Linked DNA regions of Homo sapiens: regions 1, 2, 3, 4, 6 and 7 are each linked to region 5. A link is a contact called in ENCODE Hi-C or POLR2A ChIA-PET data. All regions are on one chromosome and are shown on one strand. Each heading gives the region's core, a stretch centred on a gene start or an enhancer-like site at or near the end of the contact. The rest is flanking DNA. Distances are from core to core; before and after follow the strand shown.

What was found. Hi-C counts contacts between places; a loop is a spot of excess contacts on that map. ChIA-PET counts read pairs that join two places held with the same protein, here RNA polymerase II (POLR2A). Pooled maps may share reads with other maps.
Region 1: a pooled map shows a loop between it and region 5 (5-fold over the local background). The contact joins the promoter of CDC42SE2 here to the promoter of IRF1 in region 5. A Hi-C loop is called at or near these places in 1 of 168 maps with a recorded cell type or tissue (naive thymus-derived CD4-positive, alpha-beta T cell) and 13 of 50 pooled maps. POLR2A ChIA-PET finds 5 or more read pairs at or near these places in 3 of 52 experiments (CD8-positive, alpha-beta memory T cell, activated CD4-positive, alpha-beta T cell and activated naive CD4-positive, alpha-beta T cell).
Region 2: a map of OCI-LY7 shows a loop between it and region 5 (4-fold over the local background). The contact joins the enhancer-like site here to the promoter of IRF1 in region 5. A Hi-C loop is called at or near these places in 1 of 168 maps with a recorded cell type or tissue (OCI-LY7), 1 of 37 single-sample maps with no recorded cell type and 2 of 50 pooled maps.
Region 3: a loop to region 5 is called in a map of CD4-positive, alpha-beta T cell, with 5 times the contacts of the local background. The contact joins the promoter of PPP2CA-DT here to the promoter of IRF1 in region 5. A Hi-C loop is called at or near these places in 1 of 168 maps with a recorded cell type or tissue (CD4-positive, alpha-beta T cell), 1 of 37 single-sample maps with no recorded cell type and 9 of 50 pooled maps.
Region 4: a map of naive thymus-derived CD4-positive, alpha-beta T cell shows a loop between it and region 5 (5-fold over the local background). The contact joins the promoter of UBE2B here to the promoter of IRF1 in region 5. A Hi-C loop is called at or near these places in 1 of 168 maps with a recorded cell type or tissue (naive thymus-derived CD4-positive, alpha-beta T cell) and 9 of 50 pooled maps. POLR2A ChIA-PET finds 5 or more read pairs at or near these places in 1 of 52 experiments (WTC11).
Region 6: a map of naive thymus-derived CD4-positive, alpha-beta T cell shows a loop between it and region 5 (5-fold over the local background). The contact joins the enhancer-like site here to the promoter of IRF1 in region 5. A Hi-C loop is called at or near these places in 1 of 168 maps with a recorded cell type or tissue (naive thymus-derived CD4-positive, alpha-beta T cell) and 4 of 50 pooled maps. POLR2A ChIA-PET finds 5 or more read pairs at or near these places in 2 of 52 experiments (activated B cell and activated naive CD4-positive, alpha-beta T cell).
Region 7: a pooled map shows a loop between it and region 5 (5-fold over the local background). The contact joins the promoter of C5orf15 here to the promoter of IRF1 in region 5. A Hi-C loop is called at or near these places in 2 of 37 single-sample maps with no recorded cell type and 6 of 50 pooled maps. POLR2A ChIA-PET finds 5 or more read pairs at or near these places in 2 of 52 experiments (A549 and A673).

What each region holds. Positions count from the first base shown.
Region 1 is chr5:131,261,794-131,265,346 of GRCh38, forward strand. It overlaps CDC42SE2 (CDC42 small effector 2), which reads left to right and starts at 2,260. Exons shown (of 5, transcript NM_001375635.1): 1 at 2,260-2,373. RefSeq lists enhancers at 1,544-1,593, 2,722-3,539 and silencers at 1,714-1,783, 1,794-1,843, 1,874-2,523.
Region 2 is chr5:133,931,446-133,934,881 of GRCh38, forward strand. The region is part of intron 3 of LOC105379182 (a long non-coding RNA gene); the gene reads right to left. Among named protein-coding and RNA genes, the nearest start is that of WSPAR, 19 kb to the left of the region's middle. RefSeq lists enhancers at 1,723-2,350, 1,813-1,872. Within about 2 kb of position 1,431, at least 4 of the 41 ENCODE cell types and tissues checked have a DNase peak (open chromatin) inside an H3K27ac peak, as active enhancers do; they include OCI-LY7, where a contact is called at or near this core.
Region 3 is chr5:134,225,105-134,228,851 of GRCh38, forward strand. PPP2CA-DT (PPP2CA divergent transcript) reads left to right here and starts at 1,306. Exons shown (of 1, transcript NR_186539.1): 1 at 1,306-3,747. It overlaps PPP2CA (protein phosphatase 2 catalytic subunit alpha), which reads right to left and starts at 969. Exons shown (of 7, transcript NM_002715.4): 1 at 656-969. The coding sequence starts at 757. MIR3661 (microRNA 3661) reads left to right here and starts at 653; the gene lies at 653-748. RefSeq lists enhancers at 259-368, 708-1,227, 1,228-1,749, 1,749-1,908, 1,750-2,269.
Region 4 is chr5:134,369,462-134,373,088 of GRCh38, forward strand. UBE2B (ubiquitin conjugating enzyme E2 B) reads left to right here and starts at 2,108. Exons shown (of 6, transcript NM_003337.4): 1 at 2,108-2,178. The coding sequence starts at 2,135. It also overlaps a transcript of CDKL3 not described here. RefSeq lists enhancers at 1,227-1,822, 1,331-1,400, 2,341-2,440 and a silencer at 1,871-1,920.
Region 5 is chr5:132,488,839-132,492,231 of GRCh38, forward strand. IRF1 (interferon regulatory factor 1) reads right to left here and starts at 1,935. Exons shown (of 10, transcript NM_002198.3): 1 at 1,707-1,935; 2 at 554-645. The coding sequence starts at 640. RefSeq lists silencers at 767-816, 1,347-1,626, 1,887-2,336 and enhancers at 808-1,455, 2,477-2,616, 2,750-3,393, 2,887-3,096, 3,137-3,186.
Region 6 is chr5:131,279,613-131,283,356 of GRCh38, forward strand. All of the region lies in intron 1 of CDC42SE2 (CDC42 small effector 2), which reads left to right. Among named protein-coding and RNA genes, the nearest start is that of CDC42SE2, 17 kb to the left of the region's middle. Within about 2 kb of position 2,084, at least 6 of the 41 ENCODE cell types and tissues checked have a DNase peak (open chromatin) inside an H3K27ac peak, as active enhancers do.
Region 7 is chr5:133,966,722-133,970,148 of GRCh38, forward strand. C5orf15 (chromosome 5 open reading frame 15) reads right to left here and starts at 1,904. Exons shown (of 3, transcript NM_020199.3): 1 at 1,725-1,904. The coding sequence starts at 1,863. LOC105379183 (a long non-coding RNA gene) reads left to right here and starts at 1,968. Exons shown (of 2, transcript NR_134247.1): 1 at 1,968-2,071; 2 at 3,030-3,427. RefSeq lists enhancers at 1,098-1,197, 1,828-2,047.

The DNA of each region.
Region 1 (3,553 bases), core at 1,010-3,509, 1.2 Mb before region 5:
GAGCCGAGATAGCACAGATTAGGCCACTGCACTCCAGCCTGGGTGACAAAGTGAGACCCTGTCTCAAAAAAAAAAAAAAAAAGTGTCATTCAACTGAATGGCATTGTGTCCTTAATTGACTTTTTTTTTTTTTTTAACTGATGAGAAGGGTGCATGAATAGCTATAGCAACTGAAATTAGATCATGGTATTCAATCACGTAATGTTTTGTTACAAAATATGAAAAATCTGAAAATAAATGTTTACATAATGAATACTACCCTTTATAGGTAAATGATAGAAAATTTACTACTTAAGGCATTCACACAAGGTTACTACATTTGTAATTCAAAGGGAGGCTTACAAGCACATATATCAAGTTCGGGAATTTTCTGGTTTTTTTTTTTTGTTCTAGGAAATTTTTAGAATTAATAGTCTTTATGTAACCTTCCTCTACTCTATCATGTTATTCTCATTCAGTGAAATAGGATTGTAGCGTATCATTGGTCAAAAAACTGCATTAAAAGTCAAGTAAATGGTCATCACTGTACTCACAGTAACTGGAAAATCAAAATGCTTATGGTATGATGTAGATAAAGATCTTATGGTTAACTGAAACAGAAACCAAGAGAAAATTTAAAATAAAAAAAATTGGTCATTTTTTGTTGCTTTAGTTTTTTTTAATCTCAGGGAATTTTTAAATTTTTCATTTATTCTAGGGACTTGGGATACATCAGTTGAACAAAACAGACAAAAATCCCAGCTTCTACTAGGGAAGGCAGACACTAAAAGCTAAACATATCAGATAAATACAGGCATACCTCAGTATCCGAGGGGGATTGGCTCTAGGACCACGACCAGTACCAAAATCCTCTCAGGTCTCTAATATAAAATGATATAGTATTTGCACATAACCCACATATATCCTCCTGTATAAATTATCTATAGATTACTTATAATACAATGTAAGTGCTATGTAAATAGCTGTTATATTGTATTGGTTTTTATTTGTATTTTTAAATTGTTGTGTTTTTTTTCCCAAATATTTTCCATCTGTGGTTGGTTGAATCCAGAAACGCAGAAGCCATGGATGCGGAGGGCTGACTCTGAATTATAAAGATTGTTACAAGGTGGGAAGTGTCATGGGATGAAAGGAAAAATAGTAAGGTAGGAAAGATGGAGAATTTTTTTTTTTTTTGGAACACGTGTCACTCTGTCCAGCCCAAGCTGGAGTGCAGTGGCCTGATGATGGCTCACTGTAACGTAACTCCTGGCCTCAGCCTCCAGAGTACCTGGAACTATAGGTACACGCCAACACACCAGGGTAATTTTTTTTTTTTTTTTTTGTAGAGACAGGGTCTCGCTATGTTGCCCACTCTGTTCTATTTTGAAGGTACAACCAACAAGCTTTCTTGACAGATTGAAAGTGAAAATGAGAGTATGAGAGGAGTTATGGATGATATAAAGTTTTTGGCCTGAGTAACTAGAAATCCTCGCCATCAACCTAGAATGGGGAAGACCATACATTACTTACAGGTTCGAGAGCTTACTTCAGTGGCATTACGCTATCCTTTTGAACTTACGATAAAGTTTTGTAGGCATTTTGGTGGACTGCTGGCTGCTAGATAGGGCACTCATGTTTCTGATTTCTGAGATATGTAAAATACACACCCAAAGGAATCACAGAAGTCTAGTACATGTGTAATTTTCACGCATTTCAAACCAGGTGGTTTAGCCAGCCTTAAACCAGTTAATGACTGATTGAACGATTCTGACTTTTACATGAAAAAGCAGTGGTCAGAGGATGGGCTCTCAACCGCTACTGAGAGACCCCTCATCCCACAACCGCTCAGCACCCACCCACCCACCCTCGCCTGTGCGCGTCCACCGCCCCACAACGTGCGCAGACGTCGCTCCTCCGCACGGATGTCCGCGGCCCGGGCCGGGGTGGGAAGGGGCTCCCCCACGCTCCCGCCCAGGTTTGGTCGCCATCTTTCGGAGCGTCCTTTCCCGCGAGTGCTGCAGTCCCGGATCTCAGGCGTCCGTTAGCTACAGAGGCCAATTCCTAACCCGCGCGGCTCGAATCCCGGGGGTCCCATCGCCTGCCGGCCGATTCGCCCATGCCGGAGGTACGGCGGGGGCGGGGCCTGGCGGGGGGCGGGGCCAGCACTGCGGTCGCTGCAGCTGCGCAACGGCGCCCGCCCCTCCGGCCGCTCTAGGGGCGCGCGCCGCCTCTCGCTCCGCCCAACCCGCGCGCGAGCCTGGGCGGGGAGGGGGAGCCAGGAAGCTGCGAGCGCGCTGGGGAGCGCAGCTGCAGGCGTTGGGGCGGCAGGAGCCGCGGAGCCGGCGCTGAGAGGGGCTGCGGCCGGAGCGGGCGGCTGAGACAAAGGCGACGGTGAGTGCAATGCCAGCCCCAGTCGCGCGTCGGCCGCCACGCCTCGCCCTCTCGGTCCCTTGGGCGGGGTCCCGAAGCCCCGAACCCTCGTCCCTGAGGGCTCTGGGGTGAGCGCGGCCCGGCCTTGCCAGCCGCGCGCTGCGGGCTGTGGGCTGAGCCTGCGTCTTCCATTTCAGGTTTGGGCGAGGTCCTCATGCCCTAGGACCCTGCCTTTGGTTTTTCTTCTGTTTCCTCTGAGGAATGGTTACACGCTCAGTTCAGAATTCACGGCAGGCGGACAGCTGAGGCAGCCAACTGACCGCCTGATGTAAAATGGAAAGGCAGACCCCCCCCCTCCCCCCAACTTTTCACGTCTGGAAGTCGGGAGGGTGGTGCGAGGGGCGGGCGGGGAGGGCCCGGGGTCTCTAGGTGAGGGTTTCGGGGAGCAAAGACACCTGGCTCCGGAGCTCCGACTCTTCGCCTGAGGCGCCCGACGCGTTCAGTCCGCGGGTCCTGCCGCGGTTCGCCCCGGGCCCCGGGCTTGAAAGCCCTTGGCTACCTCGTCGCGGGAGCTGAGCTACTCTTACAGGTTGTTTTACCCAGTGCTTGCAGCTTTAAGTTGCGATTTTAGGCAACGGGTGTGGTAGGTAGCGGCTCCTTGATGCCGCATTAACAGCTGAAAAAGCGCCCCGATCCGCTGACTTCACTATGTGTAAGAAACAACATTGGGGATTCCTCTTTAGCTTGCAATTATTTTAAATGATAAGCTTTTTTAGGGGAATTTTGGGGGGTGATGTGCAGTTTACAAAATCTAAATGTTTCGTTGAAGGGCCTGGCTTATAGTACGTGCTCAGTAAAGTATTTGTTGAATGAATGAATCTTGAAATATCAGACAAAGCTTATCTCACATCTAGTAAAATTTAGGCACATACTCCTTGATTATGATTAAGGAAAGAATGTCGGCAAACAGTATGTATTTTTGATATACGTTTTTTAGTTTTTGTCCCACATAACATACTGTTGATGAACAGTCCGTTCTTACTCTCAATATTATGAACATAGAAAATATATATCAAATTTGGATTTTCTCTTTTGGTTTGAGAGAAGTTGGTATACATTTTCTGTTTCTTAAAAACAGGCCTTATTTCTAATCTTTAAAAATAATGGAGAAGATAAAGAGGGAGTGGGATTGTATTTTGAA
Region 2 (3,436 bases), core at 181-2,680, 1.4 Mb after region 5:
TACCCCCCTGAGGTCCTGCCAGGTCTTAGCAAGTGCCTAGGCCAGGTGTACCATTCTCTATTGCTTGCGAAACCTGCACACTGAACCACCAGCCCCTTCCCAACTTTAGGAAAAGTGTCCCAAATCTTGCAGTGAGACCAAAACAGATTCATATCCAAATACACTGTCCCCTCACTGGGGTCAGAAAAGTGTGACAAGGACAATGGACCACTGACCACTGCAGGAAGAAGCTCCAGCACCTACAGAATCAGGAAGCGTTGTGGAAAGGCCGAGGGAACCACAGCGTGAGGGCCAGGAAAGCAAGGGTGGGGTCCTGTGCAGCCCCTGAGTCTGGCACTGGGCTCAGAGGAGTAGCGAAGCCCAAGTGGAAGGAGGATACAGAGACTGCTGCGGTTAAGGGCACACTGGAGGGTTTGACCTGTCAGTCTGCAAAGATGGAGACAATGACTCCAAAGGAAACCATGGAGATCTGGAATGTGTGGCCCTGGGCCACATCTCCATCTTTCTTTCTTTTTTTTTTTTTTTTTTTTTTTTTTGCAGAGTCTTGCTCTGTCACCCAGGCTGGAGTGCAGTGGCGCGATCTCGGCTCACTGCAGCCTCCGCCTCCCGGGTTCAAGTAGTTCTTCTGCCTCAGCTTCCTGAGTAGCTGGAATTACAGGCATGCGCCACCACACCCTGCTAATTTTTTGCACTTTTAGTAGAGATGGGGTTTCACCATGTTGGCCAGGCTGGTCTCAAACTCCTGACCTCAAGAGATCCGCCCACCTCCGCCTCCCAAAGTGCTGGGATTACAGGCATGAGCCACCGTGCCCAGCCTGTCTCCATCTTTCTGATGACTCCCCAAGTCCATCCATGAGCCCAGATCTAGGGTTTCGAGGGGAGAAGGGGGACGGAAGATACTCTAGGGCTTCCCACATCCCAGGACCCTGATCCTGCACCTGTCAAGGTCAGTTTGCCCTCTTGGTGGCTGGACCTTGAGACTACTGGCCTGAAGACATTCAGTGTATCTTCATTCAATTCAACGTATTTCTTCTCCATCAGATCAGAAAAATGGAATGGTCCTCTACCAGGAATAAGTTTGATTTGGTTTAAGCACAGCAGGGGCAAGAATGTGCCAGAGAGCTTTAACGTGTCTTCCTGGGCGACCTCCTGGGGCCCTCGCAGTCCCCAACAGCCTCTCCCGAGCTCTCACTGAGCCCTTGACCATGCCGCCATCTGCTCCAGCTCCAGCCTTCTTCCTCTGCCCTGCACTTGAAGCAGGAGCTCTAAGCCCATTAGCTCATTTGTGCTATAAGGCCTAAAATGAAGGCCTACTATGTGCCACCGTGACAACTGGTAAAATTGGGAGGGCCTCGGATGGTCTAACCACAAGTTCCCCCTCCACCTCTGTTCCTGTGGATAAGGTCCTCTGGCCAGACAACCTCCTTATCCGGGAGACCAGATGCAGTTCCTGCTTCTCTCTGAGTTTCAGTTCCCTGCCAGCCCTCAGAACTATTCAGCCAAGTCAACCACGTCCTCCCATGGGCAGCAGGGGCACCTCGCCCTCTTGGTACTACAAAGCCTGCTTCCACAGCCCCAGGTGGTTCACATTGCTCCTGAGTGTGACTCCCCTGTGGCTGGTGTGGAGTGCTGAGTCCTCCCTGGGGCTGTGAGCATATATGACTGATAAACTGCTGTCAACATATCTGTCCAGTGCTGGGTGTCAAGTGTTCACGCATCCCGTAACCATAGGGTGACATCCTCCCGCACTAATGGGGTGAAAAAGAATTGATTAAAGCACCTTAAGTTCTCCCAGTGGTGGGGAGGCTTGGTGGCTGGCCAGGGCTTGCAGAGCCAGTGAGGTAAGACATCCAGCAATGTGTACAAGTGGGAACTGGGCCTAGGGCTCCCTCAGCCTGAGGCTCTATTCCCGAGAAAGGCTTTCCCCATGGGGCTGCCCCAGGCCCAGAGGTCTGGACCACATCCACTTACTTTATCAGGCCTCTTATAGATTAAAAACCAAAGACATACCAAGATGCGGATATAAATCCTGTGGCAGGTTTTAAATGCTTACATTTAACAAATAACTGCTCCTAACATTAAAACCTCACTTGGAACCATCCCCAACATCTAAATATAAAGAGGCAATTGTGAATGTGAGGCTTAGGCCAGGAGGCTCCCTGCCCCCGGCCACCAGGCTGAGCCCCGTGTCTGGAGGGGCAGCATGTGGGCCACACTGCCTGCACCAGGCCTGCCCAACGACCATGCGGCCAGGGCTCCCCTCCCTCCTCACCCCTTCCTTCATTCCTCTTCTTTCCCTGCTCCTCCCTCCTCCTTCTCTATCCACTTCCCTTCCTCCTCCTCATCCCCACTTTCTCCTCCCACCCATCTTTCTCTCTCCCTGTACCCTCCTCCACTGCCTCTCCCCTCCGCTCCCACCCCCGCTCACACATCTGAGCCCTGAAAGCCTGTGGGGACCTTGTGGTCCCAGGTGGGCCCAACTGCTCACTGCTGCCTAACCCTCTCCCTCCCACCTGGGACCTGCTGGGTTGTGGCTTGTCCTAGGGGCGCCAACCTTCCAGATCTGCATGACCAGGTCTTCACTTTAACGCTGCTGGTGTGGTCAGCAAAGCCTGGACTCGTCAGGAAGGGCTTCATGATGCAGGAACTGCGGCGAGTCCTGTACCTTCGCTGTGGCCTCACCTCTGTGTCTCCTGACATCCTGACACAGCCTGGAGCTTTGCCTCCCCACCTGACACTCCCGACACCCTAACAGACCACACTGCCCAGTTGCCCTTGCCCACGAAGGCCTCACCTCTCCACAACCTGCCTTGTAGAGTGTAAGGTGGCCTCTCTGTCCCCTGTGGCCCACTCCGGGTGACTGACACGATGGCACCAACCAGGATCCTGCAGGGCAGGCACCGCCTCTCCTGCCATCCCACTCCTGCCTGGCTAAAGATCACAGCCCAGTGCTCCCAGCTGTATGTCCTCAGGACACCCTGGCGCAAGGTCTGGCTGGCCCTTCCACTTCCTTCAGCTGGACTGAGTTGTGGAGCTTGCCAGATGTTTCCAGAGAGGTGAAGGGAGGTCTCAGCTGTTGGAGTATGGGTGCTTCTAGTTTTAAAGAGGTGTGGGCTCTGCTAAAGTTTCCGTCTTTCATTCAGTCACACTCCCTGCACACCCACGGTGTGCCAGGCCCCATGCTAAGTGCTAGGGATACAGGGAGCAACAGCCAGACAGTGCCCTGTCCTCAGAGCTTTCAATGATGGCAGGCATTCAGCCAGCAATGACAATGATACTCAACAATGAGTATATAATAACTATTAGAATTTGAGGGACACAGGAGTGTACACCAGGGGCTCTGATTTCATCCAAGCCAGGGATGGAATGATAGGGGAAAGCCCATCTGCACAATTTTGGTTGGGATTTGAGGGGCAGATAGAAGAAGCTGGTCAAA
Region 3 (3,747 bases), core at 56-2,555, 1.7 Mb after region 5:
AACTATGAAAAATAAGTTACACTCCTCCCTTATAGCTACCACCATGACCTTCGTAAAAATTAGGTTAAGAGAATAATTTAAAAATTCTTAAAGACACCCCTTACCTTGATTTCTGGAGAAGATCGCTTGGTGAGTTTAATACAAACCACCAAGGGGTACTAAAGCTGTGTGACCTTTAGGTATGTTCTGGGATACGGCCTAACAAGACTGCCTTTGGGGGATCCTCTGGGCAGCTCTGGACCTAACTAGGCCTGGGTACCAGCGGCAAGACTCTTACTCAGCCCACCGGAGAGGCCCAGGCTCCATTCCCAAGCCGCAGAATCCAAGCCAGCTCACCCTCAAAACCGTCCCTGACGATGACCCACAGGGTCTCCGCTCCCCCTGCCACCTCGTCTGGCGCCAAGGCCGGCTGACTCAAAAGCCCAGGAGTCGAGTGAACGGCGCCATTTTAGGCGGCGGCGGCAACCAATCCCTGCGCGGGAGGCAGGGGGCGCCGGGTCGTTAGGAAGCCGCCGCCGGCCAGGATGGGCGCCGGTCTCGGAGACTCGGGGGGCCCGGACCGGCGGCCTCCGCCATGTTGCACCCTCCTCACGGCCGCCTTTTCCTCGGCGGGCTCGGCCCCGCGGCGGCTGTCCGCAGCCGTACTACAGCTCACCTTCTCGCAGAGGCTCTTGACCTGGGACTCGGACAGCTGCTTGCACTCGTTCAGCTGCTCGATCCACTGGTCCAGCTCCTTGGTGAACACCTTCTCGTCCATGATGCCACCCGCCCCAGCCGGCTGCCGCTCCGCGCTGCTCCCGCGCCGCCGCCCGCACACGGGCCTACACGCACACGCCGCCGCCGGTTCCTCGTGTACTTCTGGCGGCTGTTGAGGCTGGCGCTGGCCCGCTGGCTCTCACCGCAGTACTCGGCCGTCGGCCGCTGCGCCTCCTCCTCCGCTCGCTGAGGCTCCAGAGCTCGGCTCTCTGTAATGGCGGCCGCCGGGCGTGGTGACGTCACGCCCGGCGTCAGGAGGCGGCGGGGAGCGGAGGGGAAAAGGGCCGGGGAGCAAGCTGCGCAACTGCAGAGCCCTCCCCGGGCGGCCGCACGACCGGAGTTGGGGCGCAAACTGGGGGTCAAAGCGCAGGCGCGACGTAGCCGGCTGGTAACTGAAGCGCCTTGACTTTTTGGGCGTGGCTCCCGGAGGGCGGGGTGGTGGGGGAAGGGAAGGATGGAGCTGGAGCATGCGCAGTGCGCACAGCGGCGAACCGGACTAATCCCTGAGCACTATTCCAGGAGAGGCGAGGGCTTGGGCCGCGCGCAGGCGCAGACCGGATGGAAGCCGGGGCCACTGGCAGCCTGTAACTGGTTCCCCTGGGAAGGCCGCTCTGGTGATGAACTCAGCTCCTCACCTGGGGCCTGGCAGTCCGATCACGGAAACGAGAATTGCGACCCCGTGGCTCATCTGGGGTGCTGCGGCTCTGTAATCGTGTGGGTTTCCGTCATCTTTGGGGGCAGGAACGGGCAGCGAGTGGCCGCTTGGATTAACCACCCCCACCTCTGGGCGCGGCTGGCACCTTGTAATTAGGTCACTCGTAGGTGGAGGAGCGTGTACCTACCGGGGGAGTGCTGCGCAGTGCACCTGACTTCCGCGGCACACACCCGTCCCCGGACCTAGGTGTCTCGTCGGGCGCGATGGCGGGGGCGAGGCTTGGGCTTTTCTTTGGGCCTCGGACCGCGGCTCGCTTCCACGCGCCCCGCTCCTCGCCGGTGGTTGCTTTCCTCCAAGTTTAATTCTCTCTGGGAATGAGAGACCCTCAACCCCTGCGCGCCCTGGCCTACTTTCAAGAGGGGAAGCCCAGAGAAGATGGATGCACCTGTCCTGACCGCGTCTCGGTGGCGTGAGAAGCAGCTGTGATACGTGCTTAAAAGAGAGAGCTCGTATACCCTAGGATTGGACCTCTGTCTGGTTATGAATCGCTTTGGAGTTTGCGAAACGTTTTCACATTCCATTGTCCCTGCTTTTACATAAATATCTGGTTCCATAGAGCGCCAGCTATATGCCAGATCCGGAGGGGTCATCCAGACGGACCAGGGACCATGCCCTGGAGCTTGTATTCTCCCAACAGTACTGGCTGAAGATGGTTTGGGATAGGCAGAAGAGAGATCATAATGCCCCCAGGATTTGAAAGATATAGAAGCTTTCCAAAGAACATTTAACCATAAAGGGCAAGGCAAGAGCTGAACCTGATCGCCTGTCTTCCAGGAACCCCACCCTCAGTATCAGGCAACCCTTCCACACCCAAGTGCTCAGCGATGCTTGGGAGGAGACTGCTCACTCTGCGGCTCTGAGGGCATCATCCCCACCAACAGGCTGAAGAAGGCACTGGAGGCCCCATCAGCCAATAGCAGGACTGAAAATCCTCCTTTATCCAAGACAACGTGTTTGGCAAGGCCGACTGGCTTGGCCTCCCTAGGCTGGAAATTGCAATTCTGCTTTCCCTTCACACCTCCCATTAGTGTGCACAAAAGAAAGTACCTTAAATCTACTCTTCTAGAAGTCTTATCACATACTTAATTTACCAGACTGGGAAAAAGACCCTTTAGCCCAAATTCTGTCCCTGTTTTGCAGTTAACATCCCCAAACAATAGAAGGGTAAGAGTTAAGACCAAGTGGAATGAATAAGGAAAAAATCATCACTTAGTGCCCGTGATTATAAAGCCATACCCAGTGTGCTGTCTAATCTTATTCTTTACCGTTGCCATGAACCTGTGTGAGAACTGTCTGATGGGGCAAGAAGCAGACAGGCACTCAGAAAAGAGAAGGGACTTGCCTAAGATAGTGGTCAGGATTTAAAACTGCACACTCCCAAGTACAAAGTCTCAGCCACAGTCATGCAGTTGACCTTCCAAGGTCTGACATATGGAACAGAATCAACATTATTTCTCTTTGCCTAGATTCTCTCTCTTTTTTTTTTTTTTTTTTTTTTTTTTTTGAGCCAGAGTCTCACTCTGTTGCACAGGCTGGAGTGCAGTGGTGCAATCTCGGTTCACTGCAAACTCTGCCTCCCAGGTTCAAGCAAATCTCCTGCCTCAGCCTCCCAAGTAGCTGGGATTACAGGCACCCGCCACCATGCCCGGGTAATTTTTATATTTTTAGTAGAGACGGATTTCGCCACGTTGGCCAGGCTGGTCTCAAACTCCTGACCTCAGGTGATCCGCCTGCTTCAGCCTCCCAAAGTGCTGGGATTACAGGTGTGAGCCACCGCACCCAGCCTGCCTAGATTCTCTTACCTGGAAAGGGTGTGGTGATGTTAGTTTGATAGATGATGAAGTATTGAACACCCACTGTGTGCTAAAATTATGAGTTTTTCCAAAGTACTGTGAGCCCCTTGTTGGTAGCATTAATGTAGGTGTTATTTATTTTCTCTTGATGCAGATTACTTGGCTCACCACCATCACAAAATGGAGGGAAGATATAATAATTATATGTACTTAAAACATCCTGCCAAATAATTAAATGCCATGACTTAACTTCTTAAGGAATGAATTCTAGGAAGCTCTTAGCATCAGACAGTGAAGTAAAGCATACATGATCATAAACAATACAGAAGTAAATTAATCAGGATATATTTTTCTTTAGAAGAAATTCAGATTGTGTATTCTGTAGAACAAAATATCTAATGGACATGAAAATGAAAATTCATTTTGACTTATCTGGTCTTGACTAATTTGACCTCACTGACTCAATTCTAGAGCTGAAGAATA
Region 4 (3,627 bases), core at 858-3,357, 1.9 Mb after region 5:
TTGCCCATAGTTCCATGGAACCAGAAAGGGTTAACTTTTCCCACTTTCCTTGTACCTCCCTTTCTTCAAACCCTGAATTCTGTCTCTGCTTTCAGTGACTGCCTTGACTGATAAATTACAAGGGTTTTTTTGGTTGTTGCGGGATTTTTTTGAGGCAGGGTCTCAGTGGCATGATGATGGCTCACTGCAGCTTCAACTTCCTCGTCTCAAGCGATTCTTCTGCCTCAGCCTCCTGAGTTGCTGGGACTATTGGTGTGCGCCACCATGCCTGGCTAATTTTACTTTTTGTAGAGACAGGATCTCCTATGTTGCCCAGGCTGGTCTTCAACTCCTGGCCTCCCAAAGTATTAGGATTACAGGCATGAGCTAATGCCCCAGCTCATGAGGGATATTTTTAAGATATAGTTTCTCTTTACCATTTTTCTCCATGTAACCCTACCTGTGTGTCTTCCTCCTTTGCTATTGGAAGGGTTAGGACTGCAATGGCAGAAAGGCAAAAAAATTAAGAATATTCAGCTTTTAACTTAAAAAACACATTGCGAATGTCTAACAGGACCTATCAAGAGTTAGGCCTGGCTAACCTGATCACCAAGGCAGTCACTGGAAGCAGAGAGGGAATTCAGGGTTTGAAGAAAGAGGTACAAGGAAAGTCAGAAAAGTTAACTCTGCTTCCATGGAATCAGGGGCAAGGCTGAGGCAATGTTAAGGTCCTCATTCCACCCTCCCTTTACCTGTTGAACTGAACAGTTCCCCAAATGGATACAAAAGTACTCAGAGTCCTTAGTATAACAAAGTCCTGAAGGTAGGAATTGGAAGCAATAGAGGGAAGGACGGTGACCACAGAAAATATTCAAGGTCTTTGGGAGGTCAACACCTCTGAACCCCCTGGTGGTGGGGGGCCCTTCTGGCCCATTTGCACCTTTCTTGCTAGTGTAGAAAACCTGAAGTTATCTCAGGCTAGATATATAACCCTCACTCATGTCTGCCGGAGCTCTCCCCCAGAATATGAATCATATTTGTAGGTTTCTTTGACAACCAACCACTCATTGATATGCTTGGAAGACTGCACCCCCACATTCCTTAAAAATACAATGGTACTCCCCCACCATAGGCAAGTCCCCGGACTCTGACACATATCTTCAATTGAAAGCAGACCCAGAAAGGAAAAACTGCATAATACACCATCCTTTAATATTTGCCCAGAATTTCCAATACTAGAAACCCCACTGCAAAGCAGAAAGACTATCTGGTAGCTTCAAGGAACCATTTCAGGAGATTGTTGTGTGGGCCTCAGTATTCAAGGCTGCCTTAGAAGATCGTGCGATCCTCTCACTCTTCTTGCCCCAAGTACCAGAGTTAATAAGCCACTGAACCAACCAGAGGGGAATTATTTTTGGTCCCGGTTTAAAGAAAACAAAACAAGCTGTTGATTCTGCCATGACCTCTTGGGTAATGTTGTCTCTATACCTGTGATAAACAGAAAACAACTAATAAAGGTTTATCCCGCCCTCACCCTCTTAAACCCGCTTCACAGACCTGGCTGAAACTCACATCCAGGCGAGGCGCTCACGTGACCCGTTCTAAACGCGTCATAGGGACACGTGGTTCTAGATACTTCTCCCCCTCCCACTCAGGGGTGGATTGTTGACAAGGCCGCGGGCAGTCACGTGATCTTACATCATCCCACCTCCTTTCCCTGAAATCTCTGGCCCGGATGCGTCCCTCTTTCTCCACCCCGCCGAGCCTAAACTAGTGACGGGGAGGGAGACGGGATAGTGTTTCTGTTTCGTGGTCTTTGAATCCACAACCTCTAGTCTGAACACAGAGAACACAAATTTGTCTATTACTTCAGGAAGCCCAGGGGGAACCGCGCCCCGCTGAAGGGCTCGGGGAAGGCGCGCTCCCGCGTCCCGCCCCCTCCTCCCCCAGCACTCACACTGTGGTAGCGGCGGAGGGCGGAGGGATCCGGAGGCGGCGGAGGGAGACGTCATTGCAGGGTTGTTTGTCAGTCTCGGCGGCGGCGGCGGCGGCGGCGGCGGCGGCGATCCACAGTGATTCGGCCGCCGCGCCGGGGGGTGGGGGGGCTGCGCGGGACTTTTTTTTTTTCAGACTGACCGCGGGGCAGCTGCGGAGCATGTCGACCCCGGCCCGGAGGAGGCTCATGCGGGATTTCAAGCGGTAAGGGCCTTCACCTTCGCCTAGATGACGGCCCCTCAAAGCTGCGGGGCTGCAGGGCGTGGATCCCAGACACCTTCCCCTTTGTGACCCTCAGAGGGCCGGCTGTGGGCCCAGCGGGACTGGCGGAAGCCGGGTCCTAGCCTCGGCCCTACTCCCATAAGCTTTGCCGCTCGTTCTGGCGCCCGAAGAAATTTTGATACTGCTTCCCCTCCCCACAAAAAGTAAAACGGTGTCGATCGACTGGTCTAGGGTTCCCTGCTGCCCATTTCGGCCAGCTGCCCGGCGTCTCGCCCAGGCGATCAGACATTATCCGCCCGCCCCTGCACCCTGCGGCGCCCCCTTCTTGTCCCCTCAAAGTGAGCTCCTGCGGGAGCTTGTTCCTCTCCGGCAGCACCAGTCAGCTTTGTTTCACGGCCCCGCCGTCTTCTCCGAGGAGCCGTGTTGGGGCGAACCCCTCTCCCGACTCCTGCCAATCCTTTCCATTTGTGCCCTGAGGGTGGGGTCCAGTGCGTGAGGCCCGGAGGTTAACCCATCCCCCGAAACCCGACTCTGTCCCCGCCCGCCTGAAAGGACCTTGGGAACTGACTTAGAGATCTGGGACCTTAGAGCTGGCCACCCCGGCTGCCAGTGCTTTCTGGAACTCAGCTCTGGCTGGTGAAGAAAGCCCCTATCTATAGCCTCCCGAGTCTGGAAAAATGCCTTCCCTTAGACTGGCGCTAATCTGATACTCCCTGGGCCTCCTTTGGTAAATAAAATAGGGTTTTGTTAGGAGGTATTGGGGTTGTGAGATAGAAAATGATTATTCCGTTGTTTACCTTTTATTGGATACTTAGAGACATAGAAAAAATAAGTGAGAAAACATCATTTTGATACTCTGCACATTTTTCTTAACATTTTTTCTGGGGACACCTGCCCTAATTGAACAAAATATCTAGCATAAAAACTTAGATTTGTCGCTCAGGAAGTCACCTCTCAGCTATTATAAAGCCTATGTGAGGCACTTGGATTTGGCCAACTTATTTAATTCATTCGTAGCTTCTCTTAGCCATTTAAAGGTAGGCGTCAAGCAGTGCAGTTCTTCTAAGGCTTCTGTTCGTGGTGGCCTAATTTGCTTGAGATTGACTAAAAACCATTTTTTTAATGTGGACTAGTTGCAAATTATGATGCCCCATGAAAAACAACTGCATATGTATTTGTGTGTGTATATAATGTAGCATTTTTAATTGAGGTTACAGTCTCTGAAAGGAGATGCCCTTTTTGGTGCAAAAGTCATCTTTCTAAAGCTTGAAATCAGCGTATTTGATTAGCACTCATGACAAATTCAGATAGTAAACTAGTTCATGTCATTGTCGCCCTGGCTCCTTACTGTAATGCTCTGCTTAATTCTGAGTTGAATGCATGGCACCTTTTGTAGTTTCCAGAGATCTGCAGGTTACAAGAATTTGACTA
Region 5 (3,393 bases), core at 685-3,184:
ATACTTAGCAGGTGCCAGGCACACAGGGAGTGTTCAGTAAGCATTAGCTATTATTATGAATACTATCATTGCTACTAAGTCTATAGGGTCTATGTTGCCCCAAGTGCACCAGCTATAGGCTTCTTGGGCCAGAGTGACTGGTGCAAGATTAACTCGTTTGTCCTCTGCTAAGCCAGGCACGTTTCTGCCCAGCAGCATCCACTTCTCAGTCTTCTATTTGTTCGATTGGAGCCCTGCAGAGTGCTGTGTATGTTTGTAAGGGTCTCGCTTAGAGGAGAGCAGAACTCCAGCTCTGCAGATGCTGGAAAGTCTTGCTGCTGGAAACTGGAAGTGCCTTCAGGTGGGTGCCCTACCTCAAGAAGGGAAGAAGGCAGGAGTCATGCAAGTGAGGCCCAGGCTGGGCCGTGCACACTCCCTGCATGCAGGACCCACTGGGAGAAACACCTGCTTGTCCCGTTATCACTTCCCTTTTTGAGCTGCATCTGAAGCTTTGGTCCCTCCAGAAGTACATGGGTTAAAACAGTGGCAGGAAAACCCAAAGAGTTACACTCACTTTATTAATCCAGATGAGCCCCGGGATTTGGTTGGAATTAATCTGCATCTCTAGCCAGGGTCTCATGCGCATCCGAGTGATGGGCATGTTGGCTGTAAAGAGAACACAGAGGCTCCAGTCTGGAATCTGTTGAACAGTACCTGGGCAGTGACCTGCCCCACCCGAGGTCACTTAGTTACCCTCCCCTCACCTCAGCCAGCTGCTAGGTACTACACTCAGTGCGGAGGGGAGCTGCGCTGGAATAAAACTGCTCTCCAAATTTTTTCAGCATCTTAGGCAAAAATGCTTTTGCCCCTTCCTTCAGCCCCTCCCAGCCAGTCTCTGGAGGAGACAGGCATGCAAGTGATGGCTTCAGGATTCATATGCAGGAAAAGAGACAAAATGCACAGATACCCTAATTTCAGAACTTTTCGCTCAAAATTCAAATCCTTTGGGAAGGGAGGGACTTCTTTTGCTTGATGCCAAGAAGAAATTCCCTTGACTTGAGTTGTAACCACTAGCTAGCAAAGGGCTAGCCGTCACCCTGAACAGCCCCCTCCCGCCCCCCTGAATCCATTCTACGCCTTCCTGACAGCCACAGCGCCCACAACGCTAAGACCAGGACGCTAACCCTTCCGGCCCGGTTTCCCCTCCTCTGGAGAAGTGGCCCAAGGAACACCTGTGGCGCCTCTTCCCGCAGTCTCCGTAGGTCACGATTCCCTCCAGCCACCTGGGCAGTAAGCCAGCCCTTGCCACCAGCACAGGGAGCCCAAAACCTGTCGCCTGGGCGCGGAGCTGGGACCGCCGAAAGCCGGGAGCACTGGGCGCCCACGCGTGGGCTGACACTCGGTCCCCGGCACGGCGTGTGGATGCGCGGGACGAACATAGCGGGCCACCTACAGGCCCCTGGCGGCTGCGCGCACGCAGATCTGCGAAAGCTGCCGGGCGCCGGCAGCCTCGTCCGGGTGGGCGGTCCACGCCGCGTCCCGCCCTCCCCGCGCCGCGGCCCGCGGCTCGCAGCTCCTCCGGCGCCCCCCGGAGCCCGCGCGGAGGCCCGGGCAACGCCGCGCGCCGGCGAGTCTCCAGCCTGGAGCTTTCGACCCCCCACTTCCTGGTGCCCCGCGCGCCTTTTATTCGACGCCGCCGGTGCCCCGCGCCTCAAAGGCGTACTCACCTCTGCTGCAGGAGCGATTCGGCGGTCGCGCGCGAGGGTCCCGGCGACGCAGGGGCTGCAGTGAGGGCGCGCGGAGCGCGACTCCGAGTGGAAGAGGGAAGAAGGCAGAGGTTGCCGGGTTCTTAAGGCCGCCGGGCACGGCCGGCGTGGACTGGGCACGGCTCCGGGTGGCCTCGGTTCGGCGGGGCTCGGGCGCACGTCTTGCCTCGACTAAGGAGTGGCGAGCTCTGCCAGGGCAGCGGCGCCACCGAGCAATCCAAACACTTAGCGGGATTCCCCAGCCCTGGCCGGCCCCGCCCCCGGACAGCCGCGCGGGCGCCCATTGGCCGGCTGCGTGCCGTCATTTCGGGGAAATCAGGCTGTTGTAGAGCTAGCGGCGAAGGGGAAGTACAGGGCGGCTGCTCCGCCCCACCCTCTCCGGCCGGGCGCCACCGCCCCGGGGCCACCGCGGGCCCGCCCCGAGCGCTCCCAATCCACCCCTGCTCCGGCTTGCCCGGAGGAGGGCTGCCCGGGACAGCCCAGCGCCCCTGGCCCCAGCCTGTCCTCTCACTCCGCCTTGTCCCAGCCGGCTGGCTCCTGGGGCCATCTTTTCACCCTCCTGGCGGGGCGGGGGCGGGGGTATATCTCCCGAACGCAGGTGAGGGGATCGCCCGGGCACTTGCCGCCCTCTCCAGTGGGAACACTGGGCCGAATCTCCCGACTGGCAGCCTGGCTCCTCAAGCTTGCCAGTGGGATATCAAGAAGGGAGGGTTTCAGTCCTAGCACTACCCCTGTTTTTAGGGGTGACCCCCTCCCTCCAGGTCACTCACCTGCCCTGGGGAAGTGAAGAAGGCAGAAAGCCTACCCTGCCCCGTGTGCTGTCTGGGGCTGCTGGACCAGGGGAAATCCCAACTTGGCCGCTGCTGGCACAGCCCCCAAGGGACGCAGGACCTCTGTTTTTCAACCATAAAATAATAGTAGCCCTACCTTGATGGTTTGCTGTGATGGGAAGAGATTGTAAAGCACTATGCTCCACTCGGGCAACAGACGCTGAGTAGTTTTCAAGGTCGCCGTTGCAGGGTCTAATAGTGACCAGGATGACACCCCACCCCTTTTCGGTCTGCCTCCCTGGGACTCCCCCTGGCTGGCTTTAGGGAACAGAGGAGGAGAAGGGGTTCAGAGAAGCCCAGACGGCTGAGTGAGGGTAGGGGTGGGCTAGCTCTGATCCCTCCTAGCACTCTTGCCTCAGGCCGCCTCCAGAGCCTCCCTGTGGCCCGCGTATGGGAGTTCCGCAATGGAAGCATTGCTGTCATCTCTGAGTCCCCAGGGCTTGGCCCAGAGAGGTTCTGGGCAGCATGGAGGAATTAGCTCAGGGCTGATCAACGCCATGGGGCTAGCCAAAGGGTTGGGGAGCCCAGGTCCCATGCTCCTTGGTAAGGCCCCTACTTAACTCTCGCGCACAACTAGTCCCCGCCCCACGTATAGTCCTAGAGACTTGACTGGGTGTTCATTTTCCATCCAAAACTCTGGCCCAGGAGGCTTCTTCCTTCATCTCCCTAAAGCTCCTGCAGAAGTAAGTTACTCTCCCAGGCGTGTCATTTCCTTCACCCCAGCTCTCCCTCCAGGGCAGCACCCCATTTTGCAGGCTATAAATAGACACACCCATGCAACATTCGACTTGCCAGTCACTCTACCTCCCTCCCGTAGA
Region 6 (3,744 bases), core at 834-3,333, 1.2 Mb before region 5:
TGTTGTCTTGTTTTCTCAAGTTTTTTCCTGTTACCTTTCCTGTGGTCACCTGGACATTCCAGTCCGTTTTCCACACTCTCCCTCTACCTTCTCCCCCAGTTCTTTAAAGAGACACAAAGTTACAGGCAGCATTTTCTGACTGGAGAAAAATTATTGTTTAAAAATTGAACTCTGAGACTGGGCACAGTGGTTGGCTCACGCTTGTAATCCCGGCACTTTGGGAGGCTGAGGTGGGCGATTGCTTGAGTACAGGAGTTCGAGATCAGCCCAGGCAACAGGGTGAAACCCTATCTCTATAAAAAATACAAAAATTAGCTGGGCATGAGTGTGTTTATGACCCCAGCTCCTTGGGGGCTGAGGTGGGAGGTTGCTTGAGCCTAGGATGTCAAGGCTTCAGTGAGCTGAGCTCACACCACTGCACTCCAGCCTGGATGACAGAGCAAGACCCTGTCTCAAAGAAAAATTGAACTTAGTTGGCTCGGGAGTTTATTGGCATTTTTTGAGCAACAGTTGCTTTGTTAATTCTGAATAACTGGATTTGAACTGGTGCTACTGAATTAAAATATGGGGTCTACATTTCTTACCCTTTAACTGAAATTATTCTCTTTTATGCACACACACAAACTGTATTTAATGTAGAACATCAGAAAGTATATACAAGCTAAGGAAAAAGTTTTAATCCTACCACCCTAAAATATAATAACTAGTCAGTGGTCATGTTTTGATGAACATCCTTCCAGATACCTCAATATGAATATATGTTTTTTCACAAAATCTTACATAGACTCTGACATTTCACTTTAACGAATATTATCATAAAAGTATTACTTTTTATTACTTCAGTTTGAAAGGGTCATATTGGAAAGTGAAAATTCTGTTTGACGAGGATAAAGCTGTAGGTAAAGTTGTGATTAAAAACAATGGTGTTTATAGAGAGTAGAATGTGGTAAGTCAACTGGAGAAAAGAATTACTTTCAGCAGTAATTTTTTTCTTAAGAGCCCTCTTACCATTGCACAATAGCCTGATTGTTTTATACTAGCTGATGAAAACCATTCAGGATTCTATGTACAGCAGAATTATTTTAATAATAGCCCTAGGGTAAAATATGAGCCTGTAGATAAGTTTATATTTTTTAGTCTGTCCAAGTCCGACTGATCCTTTAATAGTAAAATAATTTTGGAAGAAAACTGTGTTTTATTGAAGGCCTTCATCTATCTGTAGTATGACAATTTTATTAGATATTGCTACCCTTTTTATGTGTGAGAATGAGGAGTGAAATAGTTCTTGGAAAAATTTTAGCATGTAAGAATTCTTATGTTAATGTTTCCTTTGATTTTTGTTTTATGAATGTGAAAAATCCTTGTGGAAGAATTGCTCATATATATTGGTATATTGCATTCTTTGGAAATCACCAGTTCCAAATTTGTCAAGTGGTTGTTTGGGTCGTTAAATAGCAATTGTAAAAGCAAATCAAAGATCCTTTAAGGATTTTTCCTTGATCACAGTGATATCCATTACCTGGGGTAGAGTAGACCGCTGATGTCTTGCCTTCATTTTTATTGTTCTTAACCTCGTCCTTTCTGTGTTGTATCACTGCTTGCTCACAAGCTCCTCCAGTCTTTTTCTCTTCAGTAGCTTTTTCTCTTACCCCCTTGTGCTACTTCCTGAATGGTGTATATGTTGCTGAAAACATTTCTCATGTGGTAAAGAAGAGTAAAGAGCAATGTAGTTGATGTGGCCTTTTCTACTGAGAAATGATGCATTTGTGGTCTACAGAAGAGACTTGACAGCCCCTAAAGAAGTGTTTTTTATCTACATTACATGTTTGTGAGTGGATATGCAAGTGCCTCTGTTGGAAGGTAAAGTGAATCTTGAAACAAATTCTAGAAAAGTGTTTAGAATTATTCCATACATTTTGCTGTTGAAAAAATAGTATTTAAAGAAAGTTTCATCTCACAGTGAATTTTTAGCCTCCTCTTTTAAGATTTATTTTGTGAACAGTGACCTTGTTTTTGTAAACTCTACTCTGAAGAAGTTTAGAAATTAGTCACACAGTAAGTGGCAGAACAAGTATTCAAAGTCTTGCCTGATTTTCCATAGTCATTTAGCTTGGAAAGCATTGTAAAGTGGCAGAAAGAATATGGACTTTGAAATTTAGACACACCTCGATTTGATCTCTAACTTTGCTGCATATTTGCTGCGTGGCAAGTTCTTACCGTTGGTGATTTTCATTTTCCTTTTCAGTTAAGTGAGAGTAATACATTTGTTAGGATTAAATGAAGTAATGCACATAAAGCATTTGGCTTGTAGAATAAGATGTTAATAAATGTTTAATTTCCTTTCAACAATACCATATCGTTTTAAAATGTCTTGGGAGCCACTTGGACATTTCACTTGAAAGTTAAGTGCCATCAGGAAACTAGAAACATGTATAACCCAGGTAGTGATCTTTCAGGGAAATTTTAATTTCCCTGTCTAAGGAGGAGAGTAGTTTTTCGGACTGTTTTAAAAATATGTGACTTAAAGGAAAGTTTTAAGGTTAAAAGCTGAAATAGAACTGAGTTAGGATGAGTTAATTATTGCTGACCAAAATTGTAAGAAAGTCCATTTCTACATTTCCTGAGAAATCGAAACATTTGTGTTATATACATAGAGAAGTCACTTTTAAAGGCTAAGAACTGACCATTTGAAAAGTTTATGATTAAGATATGGGGAGAAAGTGTTCATTTTTAAAGTAATAAACAATAGCAAGTTTCTCTTATCAGATTTAAGGTTTAAGGAATGGTGCTTGTTCAGACCTGAGTACAGTGATGACACAGGTACTAAATATGTTGTTGGAGGTAGTATAAATCTGGAACCTGTTTCAAAAGCGCTTTGGCATATTTGTGTGTATTTCCACTTCTGAGAGATTATTCTAAGGAAGTAACCTTTTTTTTTCTTCTTTGGGGGGAGAGGAGGTTATTTTCCTTCCTTAATGACACCCTAATTGAGATAATTCACATAAAAAATCACCTTTTTAAAATTATTATTATTGAGATGGAATCTTGCTCTGTCACCTAGGCTGGAGTGCAGTGGCGCGATCTCGGCTCACTGCAAGCTCCGCCTCCCGGGTTCATGCCATTCTCCTGCCTCAGCCTCCCGAGTAGCTGGGACTACAGGTGCCCGCCACCATGCCTGGCTAATGTTTTTGTATTTTTAGTAGAGACGGGGTTTCACCATATTAGCCAGGATGGTCTTGATCTCCTGACCTCGTGATGCGCCTGCCTTGGCCTCCCAAAGTCCTGGGATTACAAGTGTGAGCCACTGCACCTGGCCCTTTTTTTTTTTTTTTAAGATGGAGGTTCACTCTTGTTGCCCAGGCTGGAGTGCAGTGGTGCAGTCTCGGCTCACCGCAGCCTCCACCTCCCGGGTTCAAGCGATTCTCCTGCCTCAGCCTCCCGAGTAGATGGGATTACAGGCATGTGCCACCATGCCTGGCTAATTTTGTATTTTTAGTAGAGATGGGGTTTCTCCATGTTGTTCAGGCTGGTCTCGAACTCCTGACCTCAGGTGATCTGCCCGCCTTGGCCTCCCAAAGTGCTGGGATTACAGGCATGAGCCACTGCGCCTGGCCAAAATCACCTTTTTTACATAAGTCAGTGTTGTACAACCGTTGCTACTAATTTTATATTTTCATCACCCCAAAACAAAATGAGTAGTCATTTCTGTTCTTCCCTCCCCACATCCTCTGATAGCCGTTTACA
Region 7 (3,427 bases), core at 654-3,153, 1.5 Mb after region 5:
AAGGTATGCTTACAAAAAATACTTATATCCCAAGCTACACTGTAGTGCAGTGGAGCTGCTCGCCTATTAAAGACATGTATGTTCGTTTTCATTTAGCTTCTTTTCAGGACAGAATAATCTGAATTTATGACATTTTAAACTGGTGTATGTAAAGACTTAATTTAAAAGATAAAGATTCTCTAAAATGTCTCAGTATAGTTAGAAAAATATTTATAGGGCTCTAACAAATAAAAGCAGAGACTAAAGGACACTTAACAGTCCACATTCTGCCTCACTTCTTGCCCAATTTTCAACCATCTCTTAGGGGAAAAAAGCTGTTTCTGAAACTACAGTTGCCAGATATATATCCCTTAAGCATTCCAGCAGGAAATATAAATGTTTGTGTTTTATTTTTCTTAGATGATTAAATGGCCAAAACAATTAAGCTACTTAAGTACTTTAGGAACGGGAATATCTGCATCAACCAGGGAAATCCTCATTACATTTCACTAATGATAAAAGGGCCTTAGGAAATGGACAGCAGTCCTTCCTCAGGGACTGCAAAGACTTCTGGGAGGGCGTCCAGTTAGCAACACTGAAATGTTGCTGAGGAAACATAAGTATGTACCCACAGTACTGTCGCAGAGGAATGTAGGGCTGGACAGGCCCTGCTGGCAAGAAAGAAAACACTATACCAGGTCACACTGTTTTGCAGCTGAAAATTCAAATTTAGGGAGAAACGCAGGACTGTGTCTTGGCCTGAAAGAAAAATGGGACTACTAAACAAAATACCGTTTAATCCTTACAAGTTCTTAATAGTGGATTTTTCCCACCAAGTATCAGGCACTGGTTTACAGATTTCCTAATTTCTCAATAAAAGCCTTCAATCTCTTGATTTCACCATGCAACATTTGCAAGAAATGAAATATTTTATCAATCAAATCCTACAGATGCATTAAAACGAGGCAGGGTTATCCTGGTTAACTCGGAACACAGGGAAGAGGAATCATGATCTCCCTTGTCTCCAAACTCCTCTCTGCCTCCCAAGCCTTCAGGGGCCCAACGCCCCAGTACTCTGAATCTTTATCAAACACCAGAACCTCCCAGTCTTCAAATATGCACCAGTACCCTAAGACAGCTCTTTCCCTTTCACTTTCCCTCTCGGAAATATTCCATTGGTTCAGTCCAGTCACTGGATTACTGCCCCTGCCCGCCTCGGTCTTTACCACTGACCTCTCCCATTCTGGAAAACCCCCACCTTTCCTTGGTCCTGCAAGATTCCTGAGTCCCCCAAACTCAGGACCCTTTCCAGACACCACACCCCCAGCCCCGGCCACCTCCTCAGCCCCTGTCGCCACCCTCTCTTCCAGAGTCTCCTAACTTTCCGATCCAAGAAATTTTGGAGACCCCACCACCGCCATTCCTTGCGGCAGCCCATTCTTCAACGATCTCTAGGCGCTAACACCACTCCTCCCTCCCCGCCCATCTACACACCCTGCTGCCTGCTCCCTGGGTTCCTGCATCTCTCAGGGACCCCGCTTCTCAGGCCCCTTGGAGACCCTACCACCTTGGACCCCTTCAGACACCATACCCTCCGTCCTCAGGCCCGCGGAGACCCTGACCCAACCAGACACCGCCGTCTGCTCCTGACACTTGGAAGCGCCCTTTCCCTGGCCCGGCCTGTCTCCTGCCCTGCGCCCGAGCCCTCCTAGCCTTCCTAAGCCCACACTGCCGCCCCCCTTTACCACTGGATAGAGCGGCGGACACAAGCAGGAGCGCCAAGACCAGCGGCCGCGCCAACCCCACAAGGGCTTGGATGGCCGACCCGGGCAGCAGTTTCGCTTGTGCTGGCCCCCTCATCCTCTTCGGGACGGCAGCGGCCATAACGGACTCGGCTGGGAGCCTGCGCTGTTGCTAGGCTCTACGCCATGAGGTCAGACGCCGCGGCCCTCGGCACATACGTCCCAGCGTGGTGACGTCGAAGCCTGGAGACGTGCTCTGGAAACCGGAATAAGAAGGAAGGATTGCAGGGAGGAGGGAGTTGCCGCTAGGCGAAAGTGGGGACCGCCACACAGTTGGCTGCGGATTAAAGGTAGGGTGTGACGTGCTGAAGAGGGCCAAAGCGAGCCCCTCCCTGCCGCCTGCATGATTGGGTACTATACAGCCAAAAATAGCGTTTTTAGCCATTTTAAAAAGGAAGATCCAGCTGTAGAACAGACTGATCACGAAAGCGAAGTAACTGCTCTTCCTCTCTCAAAGGCGAAAGAAACACAAATGTTAAGTAGTCCTATTTCGGTGATGGGATTATAAGTAATTTTTAAAAATCTTTCCCGACAGTCATTTATTTTTTTTCAACAAAGATTTAGCACCTCTCCCTATTTAAGATACAGCAGTGAACAAAAAGAACCCCCCACCCCCCCGCCCGCCTTGGCAGTTTATTTTCTTGTGAGGGCGAATATGGTGTAAAATACACACTATACAAGATGATAAAGATATTATGGACCGGCCCTAGTGCAGTGGCTCCCAGCACTTTGGGAGGCCGAGGAGGGCAGATCACCTGAGGTCCGGAGTTGGAGACCAGCCTGGCCAACATGGAGAAACCCCGACTCTACTAAAAATACAAAAATTAGCCAGGCGTGGTGGCGCGTGCCTGTAATCGCAGCTACTCGGGAGGCTGAGGTAGGAGAATCGCTGTAACCCGGGAGGTGGAGGCTGCAGGGAGCCGAGATGCCACTGCACTCTAGCCTGGGCCACAGACTCCGTCTCAAAAAAAAAAAAAAAATTATGGAGGAAAAGAAAGGAAGGTAGCTAGGAAGTAGAGGTGAGGGGCTGCCATTGAAAATAACTTTCAGATTTCCTAAAATAAGCTTCTCTTTTTAAATTTTGTTACTTGAAATCCCCAGTGTATAAAAATGCAAACTTACAAACTTCCAAGAAGTTCACCTAGGGCCCTGGCGCCATACTTTGCTCTGTGTGTACGTTCTGTAAATGTCTCCTTAATAAACAGATACAGGCTTCAATTCATAAAAGTTCCATTTGATCAATTTCAGGAAAATCAATGTGACGTTAAGCAAGACATTTATTGTGCCCACAGCTTCACCATTCTGGTCTCTATGATTCCCTGCGAAGATTGCTGTTATCCCCCAGAGACACAGCTGAGCTGTCTCTCTAAAGGGCCTGTGTTCTACTCCTGAATCTGGTTTCCCCTAAGCTTTTATCTCACCCTGGTGACAGCTCAGAAACACACAAACTCTGTGTTAAGAAAACTAAGAAGTCATTCATCTGCACATTTCCCGAAATCCCCCAGAAGCCCGTATTAGACTGAATGGTGTCCTTATTGCAAACTCTCCACTTTAGCCAAGGTGCAAAGTCCTCCCAGTCCCCCAGGAGCTTCCCTTCTCTGAGCGGTACTTAAGTTTTCTGTAAAACCACTCAGTTCAACAAATGA